2 separate regions of the Homo sapiens genome follow, and region 1 is linked to region 2. A link is a loop called in an ENCODE intact Hi-C map of the cell type or tissue named here. Cell type or tissue: heart left ventricle. All regions are shown on one strand. Region 1 overlaps MCC (MCC regulator of Wnt signaling pathway). Region 2 overlaps MCC (MCC regulator of Wnt signaling pathway).

Evidence for each region. Hi-C counts contacts between places; a loop is a spot of excess contacts. Peaks named below come from ENCODE experiments on the same cell type or tissue, not always from the same donor. Only the 100,000 strongest peaks of a DNase experiment are listed, where the experiment ranks them.
Region 1: a loop joins it to region 2, with 1.9 times the contacts of the local background. A loop is called at or near these places in 1 of 110 quality-filtered maps.

The regions. Positions count from the first base shown.
Region 1 is chr5:113,182,966-113,187,965 of GRCh38, forward strand. All of the region lies in intron 3 of MCC (MCC regulator of Wnt signaling pathway), which reads right to left. Among named protein-coding and RNA genes, the nearest start is that of DCP2, 210 kb to the left of the region's middle. In heart left ventricle, no CTCF peak of the experiment used is centred here; no DNase peak of the experiment used is centred here.
Region 2 is chr5:113,088,136-113,093,135 of GRCh38, forward strand. The region is part of intron 8 of MCC (MCC regulator of Wnt signaling pathway); the gene reads right to left. Among named protein-coding and RNA genes, the nearest start is that of DCP2, 110 kb to the left of the region's middle. In heart left ventricle, a CTCF peak has its summit at 2,815 (motif pointing right); a DNase peak (open chromatin) is centred at 1,996; H3K27ac peaks cover 2,434 bases.

The sequences.
Region 1 (5,000 bases), 95 kb after region 2:
GGAAGATTTTCTTGGAGAGAAGGCATTTGAGCTAAGTTTGGGAGAAGGATTTCAACAGGGAGGAAGAATGAGAGCTGGGGAGGGTGTCCAGGTGGGCAGAGCACCTTAAATGGAAACATGATAGGATTTATACCAGGTCCGTGGCTGCCAGATGATACGCCTCACGCAGTGGGGGCTCCAGATCTCTCAGCGGCCCCATCTGCTCCTCAGTGTAATTGATTTAAAAGGTCAGCTCCCTTATACTCCTAAGACAAGAGCTCTGATTCACACCAGAGAGGTCTGGAAAATCTAAGCTGTGTGTGCGTGTGTGTTTGTGTGTGGAGGGGAAGGAGACAGAGAAATGTCTTTTAATAAGCTTCTCTAAATTTTAGCTTTTTCAATATGTGCAACTTAATTCAAATCTATCTTTTCTTCCTTCAGGTACCAGGTCAGAGAAAATTTGTCAGACTCCTCTTAAAAACATTCTTTCTTGTCTCAGAAGAAAGGAGTGTGGATTGGTATTATGGCCTCTAATGGAAACATGGTGACAAAGTCAGCTACCTCCCTCCCCCAAACATCCCCCTCCCAAGGGTTTTGGTTCCAAATAAGCCTGGAAGGGGACATTCATTGGCTGCATCAAATTACAATCCCCCCTCAGCTGCATTAATTGGAATACTGTATCTAGCACACAGCAGGATGAGAGTCTCATACGCAGAGAGAGTTGGGCATCTGGAGAAGTGTGCAGACCCAAACAGCCCATCTCAAGAGCACCAGGGGCAAATGGGACCAGTCCAGAGGGATGGGAACTAGCTGGAAAACATGACTAGCAGGGGCAAATGGTCAGAATTCTCTAGGTTCTGTCTGAAGCAAGACTTGTGGGGAGAAAGGGGGCCAAAGGAATAGAGGGCTGACACCCATTAGCCCTTTCCACATGACTGCTGCTCTCCTCCCTCCTCTGCCCGCCCCCACCCATCTTCACAATTCCCCATGCAATTTTTCGGTTGTGCAAACTGAAGCCCAAAGAGCTTAGAGGATCCAAAATCACAATGCTGGTAAGTAAAATGAAATGTCTGATGCCAAAATCAATTTTTATTCCCCTCTAAAGCTCATTAGGGGAGACAGCTGGCATTTAATTTTTAAAGTGATCTCAAAAGAACTGTAATCTCTTAACATTAGAATTTGCTCTTATAAGATTGTTTTCCCACTTATTAGCACCATGCATTTGTTGAGACGGATTTGGATAATATCGATATTCTGACAGAACATAATGGGATAACTCAGGTCCTTAACCCAAAGCTCTGTTTCTATTTAAGATAGTCTAAAAGAGCTACATCAGCATCTGATTCTTTGCCACCTACCCTCCCTGAAACTCAACTGGTTTTCCATATGCTAAGCATAACTTATTTTTTCTGGTTTGGATGGGTTAGAAAGATGCTGGAAGAAAAATTAGACCAACTTGTAAAACTTTACTTTGCTGATCTATGGAATAGCACACTTTTCCCACATAGCAATTTAGTTTCTTTCTTCGTTTTTTGTTTTTTTTTTTTTTTTTTGGAGACAGAGTCTTGTTCTGGTGCTCAGTGCTGAGATCATGGCTCACTGCAGTCTCCTGGGATCAAGCAATCCTCCTGCCTCAGCCTCTCAAAGTGCTAGGATTATAGGTGTGCACAACCACGCCCAGCTTATAGCAGTTTGGTTTCTATAACCCTATAGGAACAGAGGTCAACAAGGATTATTTTTATTAAAAATATCAAAAGAAGAGATGGACAGGTATAAGTAAAGTGGTTAAGTCTGAAACTGTAGAACATAGAACTTCTGGGTAAAATCCTTAGAGTCCACTGATGGAGGTATGTTAGAAGGCTAACAGCTTCAACTTCGCATCTCCAATTCTATAATTACCAACTGAAATAGATGGGCAAACCACCTTAACTTTGTATAAAGTACTCATGACACACACTGTGCAGTGGGAGAAGTAAAGAAAATGTTAGCCTGAGAGTAACTTTGTATTTGTCTACAAACCCAAATCTTATCTCCTCCACCTTTTAACTGAAAGGGTCAAGAGAGAAAAGGCTGCAAAGGCACCAGGGAAGCTGGGGAAATCCTGAAGGATAATGAACAACCACACCACGTTAGGCCACTCCACGTGGAGACAGCCTCTGCACGATGGTTCAAACATCAACTTAATGAAGAGAGAGTGGGCATAAGGGGTTGAATTCATCCAACTTTGGATCCTGACTATCTAAGCTGTCTCTAACATGAGGTCCCAATTCTCTAGTAATCAGAGGGGTTGAGAGGGTGAGGAAGGAGAGTTGTAAATGGGAGTGGACTTACTTTATGCAGTCAAATCTTAACAAGACACAAGCCCTAGAGGAAACAACTCTATGGACCTGAAAACTGCAAACACACACACACACACCATACAAATTGTTCTGACCAGCAAAGAAGGCATGAACACTTGACTTCCTAACAAGGGTCCACAGGCAGAGACCATCTATCTTGTTTGAAATTCTTAAAATCCTGGTTACATGATTCTAAAATTCCTGGACACATGATGTCCCAACCAACAGGAGATTAGAAGTAGCAGATTGAAAGGCTAGAGAAAGCTACACAGATATCAGCAAGAACTGACAGCTGACAAAAAGGTAAGAAAGAGAATCATTATTCTCAAAAGTGAGCATATTTTAAAACTCAGCAGTCTAGGAGCATTGAGAGGAACTAACAGCTTTACAAACTTCAACCTCTCTTGAGTCATTGCCATCCCCAGGCATGTGAAAAATAATTACAAGTGTAGGAAAGAAATACAGCATAGTAGCATAACATATTAAAGAGATTTAGGAATTCTAGTTCACACTAAATTCATTGAGAATGAAGCGTGCTGTAGCATGACACTCTGCAATCTTAGGGTATAGTAACAGAGGCCATATAAGGAAATGAATGAGGAGGTCACCCCTCCTTCAGTAAGTTGAATTCTGGATTCCTTAATTTGAGAAGAAAGAGCAATTAAGTGTATATTCAGATGAGAGCCACCAAGACCCTGAGGAGATCTGAAAACAAGGACTGTATGATTTTTTTTTAAGTGCAATGACAGTGGCATTGAGGGGCAACAATGCATAAACCTAGTTTGTGGGACTGACTGAGAGCTGCTGCTGAGGCAGCATAGAGGTCCCTGGGATTTCCGGGGTATTAACATGCCTGTGCGGCAATGGATCCTTGCAACTACTACAGGTGATCTGACCATATCTACACAGTATCCCTGGCTCAGTCTTTCAGCCCTGCTTCTCACACAGGGAAATCCAGAGCGTGGGTGGCAGGGGACGTGCCAGCAGGAACTTGAAAACACAGTAAGTGCAGCTCCAGGGGCTATAGACACATTTTGTTTGATTTGCAGTCTCCCTTACACCCCCTCATTTGGGCCTGTTTTAAATATGAATGGGTTTGATATAAAAATGTGTTTCTGAATTTCCCAAGGCCCGCAGCAGCCATGGCGACAATGAACTAGAAATGCGGTCAGCCTCCCTGTTTGGCTACTGCCTTCCAAAATTAACACCACTTATTTTTCAACAAAAACAAATCAAACCTCCTAGTCTACTTCATCTATTTAACCTGCCCTGCCTGGCACTTGAGTGTGTAAAGCCTGCCCTACAGCAGCACTTGATGTAAATGCAACTTAAAATATTTTTATATTTAAGATCAACACATATATTAGAGAATAAAGCAAAACACATACTAGAGAAAACATCTACCTATTAGCCCTGGGATGTCGAAAAAGCTTCAAGCCTATGTACCTTTTCAAGGGTCACCATGGGCACTTTGCTTACTGAGGGGTAGAAGTTTCCTATCTTGCTTTATTTCAGAGCAGTGGTTCTCAACCACATGCAAGTTTGTTCCCAAAGGACATTTGGGAACAATGTCTGCAGACATTTCTGGTTTTCACAACCGGGGGAGGATAGGGGGAGCTACTAGCATCTACTGGGTAGAGCCCAGGGATACTGCTAAACATCCTACAATAAACAGGACAGCCCCCACAACAATAATTATCTGGCAGAAATCCTACTTTAGCAGAAATCCTACTTTAGGAAAGTTTTCAGGAAGTGCTGGCCTATAAGATACAGGATACTTTGAGGCTCCTCAACATCTGCCCCAACCAAACCATTCCAAACTCATTTAAACTTTCACCTCCTATAGTTTATCCTCCACTCCTCATATGCCCCATCACTACTAGCAGTTTTTTTCAACTTTCACCTCCCAGGTTCAAGCAAGTTCAAGCAATTCTTGTGCCCCAGCCTCCTGAGCAGTTGGGATTACAAGCATGCGCCACCATGCCCAGCTCATTTTTGCATTTTTCGTAGAGATCGGGTTTTGCCATGTTGGCCAGGCTCATTTTGAATTCTTGGCCTCAAGCAATCCGCCTGCCTCGGCTTCCCAAAGTGCTGGGATTACAAGTGTGAGCCACAGCACCCGGCCTCCTCTGTTTCCTTTTAAGAAGATGAGGCTAAAAGCACTGTCAACTCACTGGGTTGTTCTGAGGATCAGAGGAACCCAGGATATTTCAGGGCTTAGTCAAGAGTTTTCCATGTTCTGGGGCTCCCAAACTTACCCTAGAAAAGAAAGCTGTAATAAAACATACTGTGAAACCCCGTCTCTACTAAAAATACAAAAAATTAGCCGGGCGTGGTGGTGGGTGCCTGTAGTCCCAGCTACTTGGGAGGCTGAGGCGAGAGAATGGCGTGAACCCAGGAGGCGGAGCTTGCAGTGAGCCCAGATCGCGCCACTGCACTCCGGCCTGGGCGACTGAGTGAGACTCCAACTCAAAAAAAAAAAAAAAAAGAAAGAAAGAAAACATACCAACAAAAGCAAACACATGCACCTGTGACCAAAATAGAACATCAAAGACTCTCTCACATCACAAATGTGAGCCATACTTTAGACAGAACCCACGTTACAAACAAGGTCCCTTACAGTTCTAGTGCATGCTCAGAACAAATTGAGGGGCAAAGACCTAACAAGAGGGGCATCAACAA
Region 2 (5,000 bases):
TTATTATTTAATGATAGTTGCTAGCCAGTGGAAACAAACCCAGCTGAAGGGAGTGCAGTGTGCCTGTCAGGGAAAGAAAGACAGCTGGTTAAGTGGCCTTCTCCCCCTTCTTTTGATTTGAGAGTGAGAATCTTAATTTACAGGAATAAATGCAAGAAACTAAGGCTAAAGCCAATATGCTGAGTCAGCTTAGGCATGGCTTCGGAAAGAGGCAGAAACATAGTTAATAGAGTTCTCACTTTTATTCTCACCCATTGTAGTGGGTTGGATTATGTCTCCCCCAAAAGATATGTCCAAATTTGAATCCTCAGTACCCGTGAATGTGACCGCATCTCAAAATAGGGTCTTTGTAGATATAACTAAATTAACGATCTCAAGGCAAGATAATCTGATTTGGGTGGGCCCTATGTGCAATGACTGGTGTTCTTTTAACAGAAAAGGAAGGGATATTTAAGACAAAGACAGAGAGACACAGGGAAGAAGGTCCTGTGAAGATGAAAGCAGAGATTGGACACAAGTCAAAGAGCACCAAGAGCTATCAGAAGTTCGAAGAGGCAAGGAAGGATTCTCTTTCAAAGCCCTTTGAGGGAGTGTGGCTCTGCTAACACCTTGAGTTTGGACTCCTAGACTCCAGAACTATGAGAGTTTGTAGTAATCCAAATACTCCTTCTTCATTGAAGACTTATTTTTTTGAGACACGGTCTCACTATGTTGTGTTGCCCAAGCTGGCCTCAATCTCATGGGCTCAAGAGATTTTCCCGTTTTAGCCTCCCAAGTGGCTGGGACTACAGGGGCATGCCACTGCACACGGCTATTTTTATTGAAGGAATTATGTTTCTCTCTACAAAATATATATTTTGGAGTCAAGAGATAGCCAAGAACCAGGGCTAACCTGAGGCAGGGACTGACACTTGCGGGAACATCATTCAGCACCCTTCACAGCCTTTCTCAACTGGGGTTCCTCAACACCAGAACATGACCTGAGAGGCTGTTTTTTCACTTCTCCTGAAGTTACTGCGTGTCTGGTAAACATTATGATGGGAAACATGCTCTGAAAGAGGGGTATCAACAAGGAGTGTCAAAGTGCAGAAGAAGAAACCTGGCTGGCCTCTGCCTTCCTAGAGCAGGCAACGCTAGAACTCAATCTTGAAGGCTGAACTGTTCAACAAGCAAATAAAGAGGAAAAGATAATGGGGAGACTCTGGAAGGTTCAAGTAGGGAAATGACATTAAAAGGTTGCAGTTGTTACCCTCTGGTATTTCTTCAAGGGTTTTGTAAAAATCATTTGATTAGAGGAGAAAATGGACTGAAGTAAGGAAGAAAAAGTTGGTGAGCCAAGAGCTCTACTGATGGTTCAGATAGGAAATTATGAGGGCTCAAATACAGTCAGCGAAGTGGGAATAAGGATGGCAAAATACACTCTAGACCAGTACTATCCAACAGAACTTCCTGTACAGACGGAAATGTTCTAGAGTGGCACTATCTGCTATGGTAGCCTGGTGCCACACGTGGCTGTAAGCACTTGCAATGTGCCTGGTGTACTCAAGGAACTGAATTTTTAATTGTATTGTATTTTACTTTATTTAAATTCAAATCTAAATGGTTGTATGTGGCTAGTAGCTACTGTACCCATCAGTGCAGTTCTAAAAATATTCAAGGAGGTGAAAAAACAAACAAAACACCCAAACTTGTAGCTGGGGTGATTCAGTGGATCATGGAGTTACTTAGCAATGAGAAAGAAAAACATAAAGAGAAGCTGATCTTTTCGGAAAGAAATGACCAGAGCTGACAATGTCCGGAGCTGACAATGATATCAGCTTTGGACATGCTGAATTTGAGAAAACAACTGGGTATGTAAGAGAGGGCTTATCAGTCAACAATTAGAGATGTAAGTCTGAAGGAAAGCAATTAGAACTGGATAGATAGATTTAGGAATGCTGGGCATGGATAAGGTCCAGGAAGGAGGTGTGGCAGTGTGGTGGGCAGAGTGCCTGTGTGGAGCTGGCAGGAGTGGAGGGTCAGTGGAGGACAGGGAGATGGGGACACCTTTTTCTCGGGGAGAAAAGGAAAGGAGGTGAGGACGGGCAATAACAAACGTGATTTGCAGACTGTCAGGGGAAGATGCGAAACAGGGACTCCCATCTGATGGCTTCTATTTTCTCTGCTAGGCATGAGGGGGGAATGTCAGAAATGAGAAAGGAGGCTGACCTAGGACCAAAAAAGAAAAAAAAAAAGGAAGCTTACACAGCAGCACTGACAGCTCAGTTGAGCTCTCTTTGAAGACAGTAGACTGAAGAACACATTGTTTTCTTCCAACTCTAGAGACCTCAATAAATAATAGTACAAAATAAAAAAGGATTAAAACCACAACGGAGATAAGAATGTGCCTGGGGCATTGGCCGAAACAAAATTTGGACACGTTCCTCAACGGCCAAGTGAAAAGAAGAGCACTGATGAAAGACACAGAATAAAAAAAGTCTATAATGTATACAAAGAGAGGCAGCCAGTCTACCCAGAAGGACGATGGCAGACTCTAATTCAGCTTTGGCAGAGAGCAGGAAGGACAAGAATGAGAACAGAGGCTTTCAGAGGTTAACAGAGGTTGCAGCTATGTAACTGTACACAACAATTGAAACTTCCCGGCATATGACAGCTTCAGCTAAAGTCAACAGGTGCTCCTATTAAAAATGCATAGAAATCCTGCATTAAAAAAGGAACAATGAGAAATAAATTCATTGCCAAGGTCAAAAGACAGCAAAATCTCCAGATGCCAGAAATGAGAAAGAAGGCTGAAGGAGTTGCCAGGAGGTGGTGCCACCGCAAGCCCAGGGGCTGTGAGCAGGGCACAGAATGAGAGCGTGGGAGGGAGGAGATGGAGGGCGCCTGCTAGTCTAGCTGCTTGAGCTGATCCCTCTGCCTCACGCCTGGAGCCTCTCTGCTCGACCCATAGGTGAAAAGCTGAAAGTGCTGTCCACAGAAGGAATCCTGAGGCTGTGCAGCGGAGTCAACCTTCAGAAACCAAAACCCCAGACCAGTGGCACCTTTGGGTGTGAGGTCCAAATTTATACTATCTGCATACTGTGGGACTCCAAACTTGACATGAACACTGGAAACTGGTTTGGATTTTGCCAGGCCACCCACTGCCTCAGAAACTGCCTAATTTGTAAATCGCCCAGTATCAAGAGAGAACAGGAGACTTAGGCTTCCCATGACTGGGAGCCCAGGTCCACAAAGCTGCCAGACACAGAGTGAGGACAACTACAGAGAGCAAAAGATAAAACAAGAGAGCCAGCAGTCTGAATCAGGAGCTGAATTCACCCTAGGGGAAATGAAAATAAAGCAACTGGTAAACCACATCACAATAGGTACACTGAGGAACCTTAAAGAGATAAGGGGAATAATTTCCTTAAGATTAAGAAATAATGAAACAAAAATAGACACCAAATCTTAAAAGCCTTCTTGTGGGGCTAGGCACGGTGGCTTTGGTGGTAATCCCAACACTTTGGGAGGCCAAGGTGGGAAGGTTGCTTGACCCCAGGAGTTTGAGACCAGCCTGGGCAATAGCGCAAGACCCTGTCTCTACAACAACAACAACAACGAATCAGCCAGGAGTGGTGCGTGAGCCAGTAGTCCCAGCTACTCAGGAGGCTGAGGTGGGAGGATTGCTTGAGCCTGGCAGGTCAAGGCCATGGTGGGCTAGGAGGATCACACCACTGGACTCCAGCCTGGGTGATGCAATGAGACTCAGACACACACACACACACACACCACACAAACACACACACACACACTGCCTTCTCATGGGATAGAGGCATCTCAGGTTCTGTGGGTCTGTGGGTGTTGTTCTGTTTCATTCACTACTGCATTGCCAACACCTTCAACAGGGACTGACACAGTCTCAATAAAATCTATTGAATGCCACTAAAAAACCTATCACCTTAAAATCTAATGCCTACTTAGAATATTGTGGTAGGCTGAATGATGGCCCCCAAAGGCATCCACGCCCTAAACCCCGAGAAATGTAAATGTAGCCTTGTACGGCAAAAGGGAACTGAGATGGGTAGAGTATCATGGATCATCTAGGTGGACTCAGAAGTCACAAGACCCCTCTAAGAGGGAAGCAGGAGTGCCAGAGTTAGAGCTCTGAAGATGCTATGCTGCTGGCTTGGGAGATGAAGGAAGGGGCATACTCAAAGGATGCAGGCTCCCTCTAGATGCTGGAAGCGACAAGGAAGTATATTCTCCCCTCCAGCCTCCAGAGAGATGCAGCCTTGCCGACACTTTCATTTTAGTGAATGAGATGCATTTTGGACTTCTGACCCCCTAGGACTGTAAGATGATAAATTTGTGTTGTCTTAAGTCACTAAGTTCATGATAATTTGTTACAGCAGCCACAGGAGATTACACAGCTATTATCAAGAGTGTGGGCAAAAATAAAGACCCTCTCAAAGATTAAGAATCTATCACCTATAGATCTTTGCTGAAAGAATTTCCTAAGAATACATGATTTTCAGTACCAAAGAAAATTAAACCTGAGAAAAAGAATGAGATGAAAGAAACAATGAAAGTACAAGAGCTGACACTGACGTAGGTGGTGAAATACTCCTTTGCTGCTGTTGGGCGGATGGGCTGGCCAGATTTCCCAAAAGCTGCCCTGGGGTACTTGGTCAAAGCAAGACTATACACACTCTGAGACTCAGCAGTTTCACTCCTGGACATGTGATCCTGAGTAATTCCCACCAGGCCGGAGGAGACATGTGCAAGGGACTATGCCCCGGAGCATTGTTTGTGGTCATGGGAAATGGGAAGCAATTTGATTGTCAGCTGCTGTAAATGCAATAGGTGGGTCACTATAGAATGCTAGATGTCCTTAGACACACAGGACCAGATGTACACACAGCCATATGGACAAACCTTAAAATCAGAGTGCTGAGGAGAAAAACATAAGAGAAGGCGACAGCAGAGTAACATTTAAATAAATTAAAAGTAATGCAAAACAC